Linked DNA regions of Homo sapiens: region 2 is linked to region 1. Evidence: chromatin loops called from intact Hi-C (ENCODE). Cell type or tissue: PC-3. All regions are shown on one strand. Links, peaks and the distances in the headings refer to the core of each region. The heading gives the core; the rest is flanking DNA.

Region 1 (8,040 bases), core at 1-5,000:
ACTTGAGAATTGGCCTAGGTCTTGGGCCAATGCCTGACCGAACAGATGAGGGCTATCTCTAAATCCTTGGGGCAAGACCATCCACATAAGCTGGGACGTGTGGTCTGTAGGATCCTCAAAGGCAAAGAGGAACTGGGAGTCAGAGTGCAGGGGAATGCAGAAGAAGGCATCTTTGAGGTCCAGAACAGTGAACCATTCTGCTTCCTCTGGTATCTGAGAGAGCAGTGTATAGGGGTTGGGTACAGCAGGATATAAAGGAATTATTGCCTCATTGATGATTCTGAGGTCTTGCACTAGTCTCCACTGACCATTTGGTTTTTGTATTCCTAGGATTGAGGTGTTGCAAGGACTGCTACATCTTCTTACTAAGCCTTGAGCTTTTAAATGTCTAACAATATCCTGTAATCCTTTGTGAGCTTCAGGCCTTAAGGGATATTGCCTTTGATAAGGAAAAGCGATGGGGTCTTTTAGCCTGATTTGAACGGGATGGGGAGTTTTTGCCCTTCCAAATTGTCCTTCCAAGGCCCAGACTTCAGAGTTGATTCCTTCTTCAAGTAGGGGACAACAAATGGGTAATTTGTTCCCCACATTCATGTAGATAATAGCTCCAGCTTTGACTAATATGACCCTCCCTAATAAGGGTGTGGGACTTTCGGGCATAATAAGAAAGGCATGTGAAAAGAGCAAAGTCTCCCAACTGCAGCTGAGGAGGTGAGAGAAATACCTGGTAAGATTCCTCGGATAGTAACAGAGTTTGAGGACAGTCGTCTGGGGCAGGAGATTAAAACTGAGAAGGCTGTACCAGTGTCCAGGAGGAAGTCCACTTCCTGGCCCTCAGTGGTCAAACTTACCCGGGGCTCTGTGTGGGTTGATGGCATGAGCTGGTGCTTGCCCCGGGCACCCTCAGTCCTGTTGCTGAATCATCTGGTTGGGCGCTTCTGGTCCAGAGGTCCTTCATCCTCTGGGGCAGTGGACCTTCCAGTGATTGCCTTGGCATATTAGACATGGGTGAGGGGGCGGTTTGTTTCTTGTTGGACAATCTTTCTTAAAGTGTCCTTGCAAACTGCACTGATAACAAGCCCTACTAGGCAATTGGCCTGCTCCTCTTTTGGTTTCCTCTGAGCAACCAAGGTCTGCCTGTCTGAGGGCCATGACTAAGGCTGCAGCCTCTCTTTTATCTCACTTTTCCCTTTTGGTCTGTTCCTCTTGGTCCCTGTTATAGAACACCGAGGTTACCAGGTTTAATAATGTCTCCAAATTTTGTTCTGTGCCTAAAGCAGGCTTTTGGACTTTTCTCCTAATGTCAGCTGCTGATTGGGTGATAAATTTATCCTTTAGAATAAGTTGGCCTTCCAGGGAATTCAGAGTTAGGGAGGTGTGCTTTCTTAGAGCCTCCCACAGCCTTTCTAGAAAGGCTGAGGGATTTTCCTCTTTTCCCTGTGTAATTGTGGATAGCATTGAGTAGTTCATAGGCTTCTTCCTAGTTCTCCTTAACCCTTTCAAGATACAAGTCAGGAAGTGCCTGTTGCTCCAATCTCCATGATCTGAGTTGGTATCCCAATGGGGGTCTACACTGGGGACTACCTGTTGCCCTGTGAAGAATTTTTCCTTTTCCTCCAGGATCATTCAATTGTTTACCTGGCTGAGATACCATAAATCTCCAAATTGCTGGGCTGCCGCCAAACTGCCTCCTTTTCAGTAGGACTTAAGGTCTGATCAAGGAGCAACATGATATCCCTCCATGCTAGATCAAAGGACTGCCCTAACCCTTGTAAGACATCTATATAGTGTTATGGGGATCATCCGAGAATTCCCCTAAATCTGTCTTTATTTGTTTTAAATCTGAGAGTGAGAAAGAGACATGTACACGGGTGGGCCCAAATTCCCCTCCTACTGTTTGTAAGGGACATAGTTTGGGTATGTGGTTCGCGGAGCTTGTGTTTTCTTTTCGGGGTGCCTCTAACACTTTGGTGAGGCCTGATGGTGGAGAGTGAGTGAGGAAGGAGAATGGGAGGAGACCCTGAGTATGGATGCAATTGTGGGTCTCTGTCATTTGGGCAAAGCTTGCAGGCTTGGCACAAGGCAATATTGTCACGAAGGGCAAAGAAAACCTGTACATAAGGGACTTCACTCCATTTACCTTCCCATTTACAGAAAAGATCTAGTTGTAGAATGGTGTTATAATTAATACTTCCCTCAGGGGGCCAAGTTTCTCCATTTTGTAAGGAATACTGTGGCCAGGCATTGGTACAGAAGAAAATCAGCCACTTCTTTTTTAAGGTCTTGGGTCGAATTTGTCCCAGTTATTCAGGATACATCTTAAGGGAGTGTCCGGTTTTGAAGGTGTGGTGCCCATTTGAAATTTTAAACACAGGGATGCCCGCAACCTGGTTAGTCTTAGGGACTCATCTTCCCTTAGGGCATCCCCCAAGGGTCAAGTCTAATTGTGCTTGAAGTGCATGGTCGCCCTTGAGCCTCCCATTTGCCAGATTTAACCATGCTTACTGACGGAATGGAAACTGTCCTTGTCTCCTGCCATGCGCCCATAGGCCACTAGATGGGGCACGAGGATGGTTGGATTTATTGTAGTCCTTTTGCCAATGCATCCTACCTGTTCCAAGATGGCAAGGCCTGGGTCAGGGGCACCACTGATGCTTGCATGCTAAGGCCCAATTTACGTGGGCCTGGCCATAAAACTGTCCTTCAAGGAGAAATCTCTGAATCAGCGACAGGAGGCTTAGTAAGCTTAAAGAGGTTGGTGGATGTCCTCTAGGCCAGGGCCGAGAGAACAGCTGCTGTACTTTAGCCTTCTGTCCCCACTTGCCATCAAAGGAGTAAGCCTCTCTCTCAAGGGGGTACCAGTATCCTGTGTCCCAACTGACTATATTTTCTTCCATCCAATACCAATTATTGAATGGTTGAAACAACAATTCAACAGCTCTAAGACCCATGCCTGTGCACCACAGATTGTACTTGAGAGGCCCCAAGGAAGGGGAAAGTCTATCCGGGGAGCAATGGAGGAAATGCTCTAAGGCTTCTCCTATCCACATGAAAATTACAGACCTGTTTAAATTGTCCTGATGTGGGGGACCATACACTATGCTGGGGAACTGGCCCTTCAAAATAGCCATCAAATGGCGACAACTGCCTAAACCCTGGAGGGCACCATGAACAGGGATCTTCTGGGCACCACCCCAAGAATTTAAGGCTTCTAAATAGGGAATCTCGATCCTGCCTAGTGGGAATAATCTTGCTTATGAGTTGAGGGACAAAGTCTAACTGGTGGGCATTAGGACCCAGGAGGCAGGAGTCAGAAGATGTGGCTGTCTCATGCTCAGTAACCCATGCAGGGGGAGCCTCTGGCGGGGCCATAGTATCAACCAGGATATCTGGGAGACCAGGACGTCCGCTGAGTGCTCCTGGGTGTATTTCGGGACCACCATGGAAAGCGAAAGAGTTAGAACTGGTTCCAGGCAAACCAATGCTCCTGACTCCGAAGGGTCGGGGGTTGTTAGAGAGCCCTTTCCCAGACAGCCTGACACTCGTGTCTTTAGTCCGGCAGCCACACTAATCCCCTTTAAATGGCAGACAGGTGCCCAGTGTTTAGCCTTTGAATTCTAAGGAAGGACAGGACAGAATAGCAAATGAAAGAGGTCCATGGTGCTCACTTCGTGGTGATTGGGATGCATTTCCTGGAGTCTTCTGGCTGGCTCCCCAAATGTAACACCTAAGGTTCTTAACCTAGCCACACCAAGAATTGGTGCGGTGGCTGACCATGGCAAATGATAGAGACCTGGACTGAGAGAGAGTGAGCAGTAGGTTTCATTGAGCAGAGCAAGGGTACAAAGGTTCCACAGTGTGGAAGGGGTCTCAAACAGGTTGCCACTGCTAGTTTGGGTATTCGCCTTTCAAACGTTTTAAGTTGGGAGATACATGAGGCGGGAAGCTTGTTACAGGAGTGAGAAACAAAGGCAGTAAATTGTTTTGTGATATGTCTTAGACTTTGAGGAAAATCAGAATTGCAACTTAGGCTTTATCTACTTTATGACCTTACAGCGGCATGGCAAAAGAGACAGGATCTTACGGGACTTTACAAAGTATGTTTACAAAGAATTGGAATTGGGAGTGTAGATAAGGTCTGCTGGTCACAGAAAAATGGGCAGTTAACATTCCCTCTACTTTAGTTTCAGGGGAGGGGGAAGGGAGAGAGGGAGAGAGGACACGGGGACACTAACAGCAAAATTTTTGCTGTTTATAGCTTTCTTGGGGAAGAAAACACATGCACAAATCGTGGTGTTAGGAATATTTTAAGCATATATCTTCAATATTATTCATCCAGGACCGAAGTAAGTCCGGATGCAGGAAATGAGTGAGTTTCACAGCTTTCTGAGCCCCTACTTGGCCCAGGAAGCCCAACTGGTACCTCCTCTCACTTTCCCCCTTTTCCTGTGGATGTGGCTTCCTGTGAGCTGAACTGCAGTGATTGTTGTCTCTCTTCTGGGTCTAGCCATCCAGTGAGTCTACCTGGCTCTGGGTTGGTACTGGGGGTTTCTGTACAGAGTCCTGTTATGTGAATCATCTATGGGTCTCTCAGTCGTGGATACCAGTGCCTGTTTTGTGGAGGTGGCAGAGGGTGCAATGGACTCCATGAGGGTTCTTGGCTTTGGTGGTTTAATACTGTATTTTTGTGGTGGTTGGCCTCTTGCCAGCAGGTGGCGCTTTCCAGAAAACATCAGCTATACTAGTATGGGGAGGAACCAGTGGTGAGGGCCCTAGAACTCCCAAGATTATATGTCCTTTGTCTTCCGCTACCAGGGTGGATAGGGAAGGCCCATCAGGTGGGGGCAGGACTAGGCGTGTTTGAGCTCTGACTCTCCTTGGGCGGGTCTTGCTGATGCTGCTGTGGGGATAGGGTGAGATTCCCAGGTCACTGGAGTTGTGTACCTAGGATTATGGCTGCCTCTGATGACTCATGCAGGTTGTTAGGGAAGTGGGGGAAAGCTAGCAGTCACAGGCCTCATCCAGCTCCCATGCGAACTGAAGGGCTGGTCTCACTCCCGCCCTTCCCCTGCCACAACAGCCCCGAGTCTGTTTCCAGGCAGAGGGTGAGTCAGGTTTGAAAACTTGCATGAGGCTTCCTGCTTCCCAGCTGCCAAAGAAAAGGGCTTTAGTTCTTCCCCGTCCTGTGAAGTCTGCAAGCCGGATTTGCATCCTTCCCCATGTTCTGGCCAGGAGGTTTCTCTCCCCACTCAAATTATTACAAAGTTCACCTTGGGAAGTTCTTATCCCAATGGAGTTTTACCCCCTGCTCCTCTGGCCCCCTTCCTGATGGATCCCTGTGGTTCCAGGCAGGAATGGGGTTGCTTGGGGATTCAGTGAGTTCCCGTGGCCTCCCTGCTGCCTCCTCTGCCCCTGTATTTTCCTCAGCTCAGCTCTGTAACTTGACTCAGCTCCAGGTAAAGTCAGGAACTTCTCCCACAGACCTTCAACTTCTCCAGTGTGGGTGTGTGTTCAGGAGAGGAGAGTCTCCCTTTCCCACTTCTGCAGTTAGAGCACTTACAGTATTTGGAGTGTCTCCCGGCTCCTGCAGGAGCAGTCTGCTTTCTTCTGAGGGTCTGTGGGTCCTCTCAGGGTTGCTGGTTTGTTCTTGCAGTCAGTCTGGAGCTAAAATTCACAAGCAAGCCTCCACATGCTGCTCTGTCCAGAGCTGCAATCTAGTCCTGCCTCCCATCCACCATGATCCCTCCAATCACATTCCCTTTTTGGGGATATTTTTGACCCCTGGTTGGTTGAATTCAAGGATGCAGAGCATGTGGATACAGAGGGCTGACTATACTAATCCAAGAGAGAGCAGACATCAGAGCAAAGGACATTATTAGGCATAAAGAGGGCCATTGCATAATGACAAAGGGGTAAATACTCCAAGAAAAGATACAACAATCCTTAACGTGTATGCACCTAATGACAGAGCGCCCAGACATGTGAAACAAAAACTTATAGTACTGCAAGGAGAAATAGATACATCTACCATTATATTTGGAGACTTTAATTCTTCTCTATCAGAAATGGACAGATTCTGTGGGTAGAAAATCTGTAAAACAGTTGAACTCAATGGCACCATCAATTAACTGGATCTAATTGACATCCGTAGACTACTTCATCCAACAACAGATTAAACATTCTTCTCAAGGTTACGTGGACATTGATCAAGGGAGACCATATACCGGGCTATGAAATGCACTTTAACCAAGATGTCCTTCAGTAGGTGAGTGGATAAATAGACTGGTACATCCAGACAATGGAATATTATTCCACACTAAAAGGATGAGCTATCTAGCCCTGAAAAAACATGGAAGAACATTAAATGCATGTTACTTAGTGAAAGAAGCCAATGTGAAAAGGCTACATACTGTTTGATTCTAACTCTATATCATTCTGGAAAAGGTAAAACTATGGAGACAGTAAATAAATTAGTGGTTGCCAGGGGTTAGGGGAAAGGGCAGGTTGAATAGGCAGAACACAGTGGAATTTTAGGGCAATGAAACTCTTCTATACCATATTACAATGGTTGATACATGTCATTATATATTTGTCAAAACCCATAGAATATACAACACCTAGAGTGTACCCTAATTTAAACTGTAGACTTTAGATAGTAATGATGTGTCAATGTATGTTCATCAATTGGAACAAATGTACCACTTTGGTGGGGTATGTTGATAATGGGGGAGGCTCTGCATATTGGGAGTTAGGGGTACATGGGAAATCTCTGTACCTTCTGATTAATTTTGCTATGAACCTAAAAGTTGTATTAAACATAAAGTTTATAAATTAAAAAAGGACTTGACACTGAAAATGTATACTTTCCTGAGTGGACATGCAGCTTTGCAGGTTTGTTGTTTGTTTCATTTGTAACTGTGGGAGATACTCTCAACACCTGAGACTTGTCTAGAAGTGATCACAGACACAAGATGGTCTGAGCCCTGAAATCAACAAGGGGGTATATCCACAGTTATTTGAAATGAAGTTTGTTTTTTTGTGATGGTTTTGTGTCCAGTTGGTGCTGTCACTGGCTGAGAGTCTAATGTATGAAAAATCAAACTTAAAATCTGAGTTTCTTTCTTTTTCTTTCATTTTTCATAGTACCAGTAGGAAGGATAGTGAACAGAAATTTTTTGACTGCTTGCTTTAACTATTAATAGTGAATAAGCACATTTTATTTTGTGGGAGGAGGTAAAAAGAGCATGGATGTTGCTGGCCTTTAAAGCTTTACAATTTCCTCTTCTCAGATAGCTAGTTTTAACATTTTGAAACAATTAACTATGCAATGAGATCTTTTGTGAGACTTTTCCTGCAGTTCAGGAAGTTTAGCTAAAGCTCACATTTGAGAAAAAATATCTCTTATACTCTGAACTCTAAAGAAAAGTACAACTGATATACAATATTTAAATCTAGACTCCACCCTAAAGGGCTTTACATGTGACCCAAACCAAATGTGTTTTACTCACCTCACACATGGACACCCACTCCCTGTCTCCTAAACAAATATTTTCCAGTCTATATGAAAAGAAGATGGAAAGTGGTAGAACAAAGAGAAGCCAACCCTGAGGGGAGTAGAATTCTCAATGTAAGAGGTTGTTCTTCTTCTGAAGGCAATAGAGGTGTCTTGTATGTTAGAATGGATGAGGGTTTACAAAACACTGGTGTAGACTGGTGAGTGTATGGAGAGGCTTACAGGAAAGAAAGCTCTATTTTCATTTTCTGGATGAAAAAATATTGAGCTAAAACTATGTAGACCAAACTGATATTGCTCCTGGTATGTGAGAAGCTAACATGAATCCCCTGAAATTAAATTAAAGGGCATTTGTGAACATACAGACTTGCTTCTTCATATTTATTTCAGAAGGCAGGAAAATTGAAGGGACTTTCCATCAGGGCTTGAAAAGACTGTAGCATAATTTTGCAGGAGTTGGGGACAACCTTGTCCCTTCCAGTTCTCCATAATCCTCAGAAACCACAGAAGAGAACCTCTACATACCC
Region 2 (6,158 bases), core at 1,159-6,158, 190 kb after region 1:
GTAGGAGGTTTGTTCTTCCAAATTTGAAAAATTATTTTAGGGTCATTAGTTAAGACTGAACGTATTCTTTGCAAGAAAATTGAATGCTTTGTGGTCAATTATTATAGAGAAAAGTATTATTGGAAGCTGTTGAAATGTAATTACAGAAAGGAGAATTAATTTATTTGCTTAGAGAGTAATTACATGAATAAAATCTCATTTTCATTTTTAATGAAGTTATAATTTTAAACATTTACTATAAAATTAATAACAGGGGTTCAGACCCACTGATCTGCAATTTGTTTGAAGGTTTCATTATTTATTTCTTATGTTGTTTCCTCAAAGCACTTGAGTGATTTTATTTTCACTAAAATGTGGGTATTCTAAGTAACAAGATCTTGCTACATGTTGCTTAAAAAGCAATAATAAAATATGCTCCAAAAATTTATTTAAAAGTTATTTTCCAAATTCTAGCAACAAAATCATTTAAAATTTAAGATTATTTATAGAAAAATATAATTAAAAATTACACACGTAAAAGTATAGAATTTGTTATATAAACAAGAGTATTTCCTGAATGAAACTGAGTAATATGAATAAATTCATCCCAATTTAGTCTTGCAGGTTAAAAAATTATGAGTAACAGAGACTTCTAATAAAAAGTAGAAAACCGGTTATTCTTTTCAACTTTTTTTCATTTAAATTATTTTTGCTTTCCCTGTTCCTCTTCCTTTTCGCTCTATCTGCTACCATCACAAATGGGAAATTTTCCTCAGCTTTCCTTAAAATTCAACCTAGGAGTTCAACATGGATGGCAATAGGCACTACCGTTTCTGCTAATGCATTGACTGGGTCTTAGAGCATTTAACTAGATTATCTGAAGGATGTGGAAGTAGTTTGCTTCAAAGTATGATATCAATCTATAACTTTATTAAGGTGAAAGAGAATAAAGCTAATAGACTATATTATTTCTGTGTACATTGGCACGACTATCATCTATAGTGCATGAAGAGGAGTAATGCCCACTGGAAGAAAAATATATTTATATTTGGTGGAATTTGAGAAAGTGTTGAAGTGAGATATAGAAGGGACCTTGAGAATTTAATTCAACCTCCTTTCATCTCATGAGTGAGAAAATTGTCGCTCAGAGAATTCAAACCTGCTCAAGGTCACACTGCTAGTTCTCTTTCACTTTTTGGCAGGGAGAATGACAATTGTCTGAAAAGAAAGTATTTATTTAATAATAATGATAAGACATTCAAAGATATGAGGAGTTGGCAACTTCTGAACAGCAGCATGGCTGTGAGGTTACCCTTTCTGTCTAGTATACAGAAGTGAGAAAATGTCTTCCACATGTTGCTTTTTACAAGAAATAGAGAAACATTTCAAACTAGTTACCAGCTTTCATTTTAATAGAAACTCCTACAAGCAGCTAGGAAACAGGGGTAACTAGTTTACACTCCATTGGAAATTGATGACTTTGGTACACAAGCTAATTAGATTGTTTTCCAGTTAGTTGCTTTTACCAACAATTTAGGAGATAGTGTTTCAATGATACTTTGAACCATTTGTCCTCGTTTATAGATTTTTAAATTTCATACATCATTATGCCCTTATGCACTGTGATTAGCAAACCAAATTTTAGTCTGATTCCACGTTTAAACCTTTGTGTTTTTCAAGTACATTGTGTTTTTCAAGTACATATACATGTGTCTATATATATATGTATAGACACATGTATATGTGTGTATGTGTATGCATATACATAAAAAAAGTTTATAAAAGTGACATGCACCTGATAAAATATCAAGTAATAAATACCTTCTTAGCATTAAGTTCCACTCATCATATTTTAAATTATTTTAGCTGTTGCTTTTAGTATTACCTCCAAATATTTATTGTTTACTAATTTAACTATTTGTTAAGTATTTGTTTATATTATGAAAAATGAGAAACAACTATTATCTCTCTTCTATACTCCTATTTTAATTGTATTTTTATGTTGGTTTAGTGCATTCTTATTATTATGATATGTAAAATTAATCACTGGAACACCCCCAAAAATGATAATTTATTTGTTTATTTCCTTCTTTCTCTTTTCCTTTCTTATTTTCTTCCTTCCTTCCTGTCTCTTTTTTACCCTTAGATTCTAATTGTCTTTTCACAATTTCTTCTAATACTAAACACTTGCTTAGTGCTTATTGTCTACCAGGTACTATTTTCAGTGTTTCACGTGTATTCATTCATTTTAATCTCATAATAATCTTTTAATGTGGATACTATAATTATCATCCCCATTTTATAGTGGGGAAGACTGAAGACCAGAGAATGAGACAATGGTAGAAGTCACACAACCAGGAAGGGATAGAGCTAGAATATGTACACAAGCAGTATGATTTCAGAGTCATAATGTTAAATACAATGTTACCTTCTTGCTGTTCTTAGTTTTTCAAAAGCTCAATCACATGAGAAACTCTTATAATTTATTCCCACAAGGAAACTTTGCCTCCTAGCTTCTGTGTTTTCCATACAGAAACAAAAAAGACCATTAGACTACACCTCCAAATGGCTTTGGCAAATGAGAAATATCATTGTGTGGCCCTACTACTGATCCAGAAATATCATCTGATCAGATCTTGAGCAACATCTGAGGAGCAGAAGGAAGTCTGTTTTGGGTTAAGAGAGAAACCTCAGATAACTGCCTCAAAAGGGCCTTTCTTCATTGATCCAGTTCCCACAATTTTTATAGTCAGCACTGGAAGCTTCTCTTAGTTCCTGGGCTTTGTTAACAATAGAGGTCTCAATTTCACCTTAGTTGATTTTTTCTTAAGTAATTATTTTTTATTATTTTAGAGTTTCAATTTCCTATGCACTTTCTGGTTCCCGGCTGTGACACAGCTGCCCATCTGATTAATTATTTTCATGTGGTCTTCATTTCAAACCTGTCCTCTTTTCTCTCTTCCCCTCCCTGCTGAGTCTCAGCATTCCTTGCCCTCAGGAATGGGCAAGGAGGGCCACCTGCTGTTACACATCCCCCTAACCTGAGGACTTTCTGTTCTCACTTGTCTTCAGGTGGTCATCCTAAGGAATTTGCAAGGATGGCCCAGGTAGTAACTATTCTGTTCTCAACTGCTGGTACTTTTATTTGATAAAACTTTAAAAGAAAATTGCTTAGATTAAAGCTTTATCTTAAAAATAAATGACAGATTTGACTTAATGATGTAGGAAGCTAGGGAGGCCTATTTTCCCTAATTTAAATTAATTCACCTCTGTCTGCACTAATAACTTATGGATGAATTGAACCTCTGGGTAAAATTGTAGTGGCTATTAGAGTACAAAATGTAATCTCACTAGACGTTACATATTCAACATTATTTCACATTAAAAACTTGATAAAAATTCATCTCTCCTTTTTTTCTTTGCCATACAACAGATAACCCTTTCTTTGGTTCCCATTTACTCAAATTCTAGGTGTTCTTGATTGCAGACTCTTGGAAGCTGTTAAAATGCATTGTCCTCTTAGGCAGACCATAAACCGAGCTAGTATTGAGAGAAGCTAAAGCCATTATGATTTCATCAAACGCCTTGAGTTTATGAGAAGCAAAACCACAGGTATTAGGTAGGTGCATAAAAAATCGAGTCAAACTCTAGACAAGGATCAAGATTCTAGGGATCTAATCCAGAGGGTAAAATTGTGATATAACCTCAGATATGCTGGGGGACATGGTGACAGTAATTTGTGGGGTAATCCATTCTCTAAGGATAGAATTACCTAAGACTATCAAAGTTTGGGGAAACAGGAATAGGAGGCATGTGATGATAAAACATGCCCCCAGTTGACTGGAGACAATAGGACTCTCTTACCAGAAATGCAAAACGATCAACTGTGAAGTGATAGAGCTAGGTAGTGGTGGCTTAAAATGCAGATGTGAGAGAGTGACAGAAAAATGCCAGGACCCAAGAGACTGTAGAATGGGGGCCAGGCAAGTGGCCTTATTTTTCCACACATTGTTTGGAGAGGTTGTCAATTGATAATGTTACTGAAGTTTTTGGCCTGTTGATTCCTTTTAAAATATGTATCATTGTAGTAAAATACACACAACATAAAATTTACCATTTTGACTATTGTTAAATGTACAGTTCTGTGGCATGAAATACATCCATATTGTTGCCCAACCAATCACTGAAACTCTTTCATCGTGCAAAACGGAAACTCTCTGCCTATTAAACAACAACTTCCTCTTCCCTCAGCCCTGGCCAACCACCATTCTACTCTCTGTCACTATGAATTTGACTACTCTAGATACCTCAGATAAGTGGAATTATAGTGTATTTGTCTTTTTGTGACTGACTTATTTCATTTAGCCTAATGTCCTCAAGGTTCATTAATGTTGTAGTGTATGTCTGAATTTTCTTTATAAAGCTGATTAATAATATTCCATTGTGTGTATAAGTGTATGTTTGTGTGTGTGTGTTTGTATATCACATTTTATTTATCTGTCTATATTATAATATAAGAAACAACAAAACAAATGGGCAATAAAAAATGCTAAAACCACAAATCCATTGTGTCCCAGAGAAGTGGTATACCCAGCCCAGGATTTGAGTTCTTGTTTTGAATAGCTGATTATGATTGGAACTGATGAATGGCAATGACCTTTTTTTTCTTTTCTGCAAATGTCAGTAATCTTCCAATCTCCACACTGGGCTTACATTATAACCTTACATACCATTCAGCTCTTACTTATATATTGTCTCGTTGTTTTCTAAATATTTAATTCCAGTTTTTATTGCTTCTACCAGAATTTGAGTTATTTGAGGTCTGAAGTCATGTTTGAGGCATAGATAGTCCTCACTGTTATATATTTTTTGTGACTTGCAAACTTCATACAATGAATTGCTCTTTTTGCTTATTTTTTGAAATTTTGTCTCCTGTTAAGAGTGCACATTTTGCTTTCTCTTCACGGCCAATTTATTTGTTATTTCAAATAAACTTTCAACTATAATTTCACATACTTTATATACCATCTTCTAAAGTCATGTATGATTCTATCATTTCTAATTTTATGTTTTTTATATTTTCTTTTTTCTCTTGTGTATCTAGAAGTTTATTTCACTTTTCTCCCCAAAGGAGCTGCTCTTGAATGTGCATGGACACCTTTTCCCTGCCTAGGTATATTAACATTTATATTTTATTTTATGTTTTCTTTTAGTATGCTTTTGTTACGTGTTTATATCTACCTCCTGTAAAGCTCGACTCTTTTCGTCTCAGTGTACGGTATTTTTATCTTTTGTTTACATTTGTGTGTCATAGTGTCCGCGTATTTTTTAAGGGTAAAAAGCTGAGGCCCTCTATGATTTATTTTCTAAAATTAGTCAGTATTGGTTGTTTATTTGTCTTAAATATGGTATGTTCCCTCTTCATCTTTTTAGTGTTATATTCTATTTCTCTATGTTAAATAATTTTAAAAATTCTTGATTTATTTTGTGTTGCTATTTATTGTTTGCTGTTGTTGCATTTCAAGTTAAACCTTGCAAAAAAATTATCTTACTCAGGGATATTACTTGCCTGAAAACTGGGTGGATTAATTGCCCTGTTTTGATTTTAGGATTCCCCTCTCAGATTTTAAGCTGTTTCCTTTCCTTCTTTCCTTCCTTCCTTCCTTTCTTCCTTCCTTCCTTCCTGATCTGAGGGGAATGGAAGGTTTGCTTCCATAGGTAATGTAGCAGGACAAGCCACAGACAAAATGCCTCAGACACTGAGTTAAAGAAGGAAGGGCTTTATTCGGCCGGGAGCTTCGGCAAGATTCACGTATCCAAAAACCAAGCTCCCTGAGTGAGCAATTCCTGTCCCTTTTAAGGGCTCACAACGCGTGAGAGGGTTGTGATTGATTGAGCAAGCAGGGGGTACGTGACTGGGGGCTGCATGCACTGGTAATCAGAACAGAACAGAACAGGACAGGGATTTTCACAATGCTTTTCCATACAATGTCTGGAATCTATAGATAACATAACCAGTTAAGTCAGGGGTCGATCTTTAACCAGGCCCAGGGCATGACACCGGGCTGTCTGCCTGTTGGTTTCATTTCTGCCTTTTAGTTTTTACTTCTTCTTTCTTTGGAGGAAGAAATTGGGCATAAGACAATACGAGGGGTGGTCTCCTCCCTTATTCCCCCTCT

The links. A loop is a pair of places that touch in the nucleus more often than their neighbours do. Peaks named below come from ENCODE experiments on the same cell type or tissue, not always from the same donor. Only the 100,000 strongest peaks of a DNase experiment are listed, where the experiment ranks them.
Region 2: a loop joins it to region 1, with 3 times the contacts of the local background. A loop is called at or near these places in 3 of 110 quality-filtered maps.

Annotation. Positions count from the first base shown.
Region 1 is chr3:161,849,607-161,857,646 of GRCh38, forward strand. No RefSeq gene overlaps it. Among named protein-coding and RNA genes, the nearest start is that of OTOL1, 360 kb to the left of the region's middle. In PC-3, for the core only: CTCF peaks have their summits at 2,562 (motif pointing right) and 4,701 (motif pointing right); DNase peaks (open chromatin) are centred at 2,545 and 4,845; H3K27ac peaks cover 1,572 bases.
Region 2 is chr3:162,038,834-162,044,991 of GRCh38, forward strand. No RefSeq gene overlaps it. Among named protein-coding and RNA genes, the nearest start is that of OTOL1, 550 kb to the left of the region's middle. RefSeq lists an enhancer at 2,691-3,242. In PC-3, for the core only: a CTCF peak has its summit at 3,053; no DNase peak of the experiment used is centred there.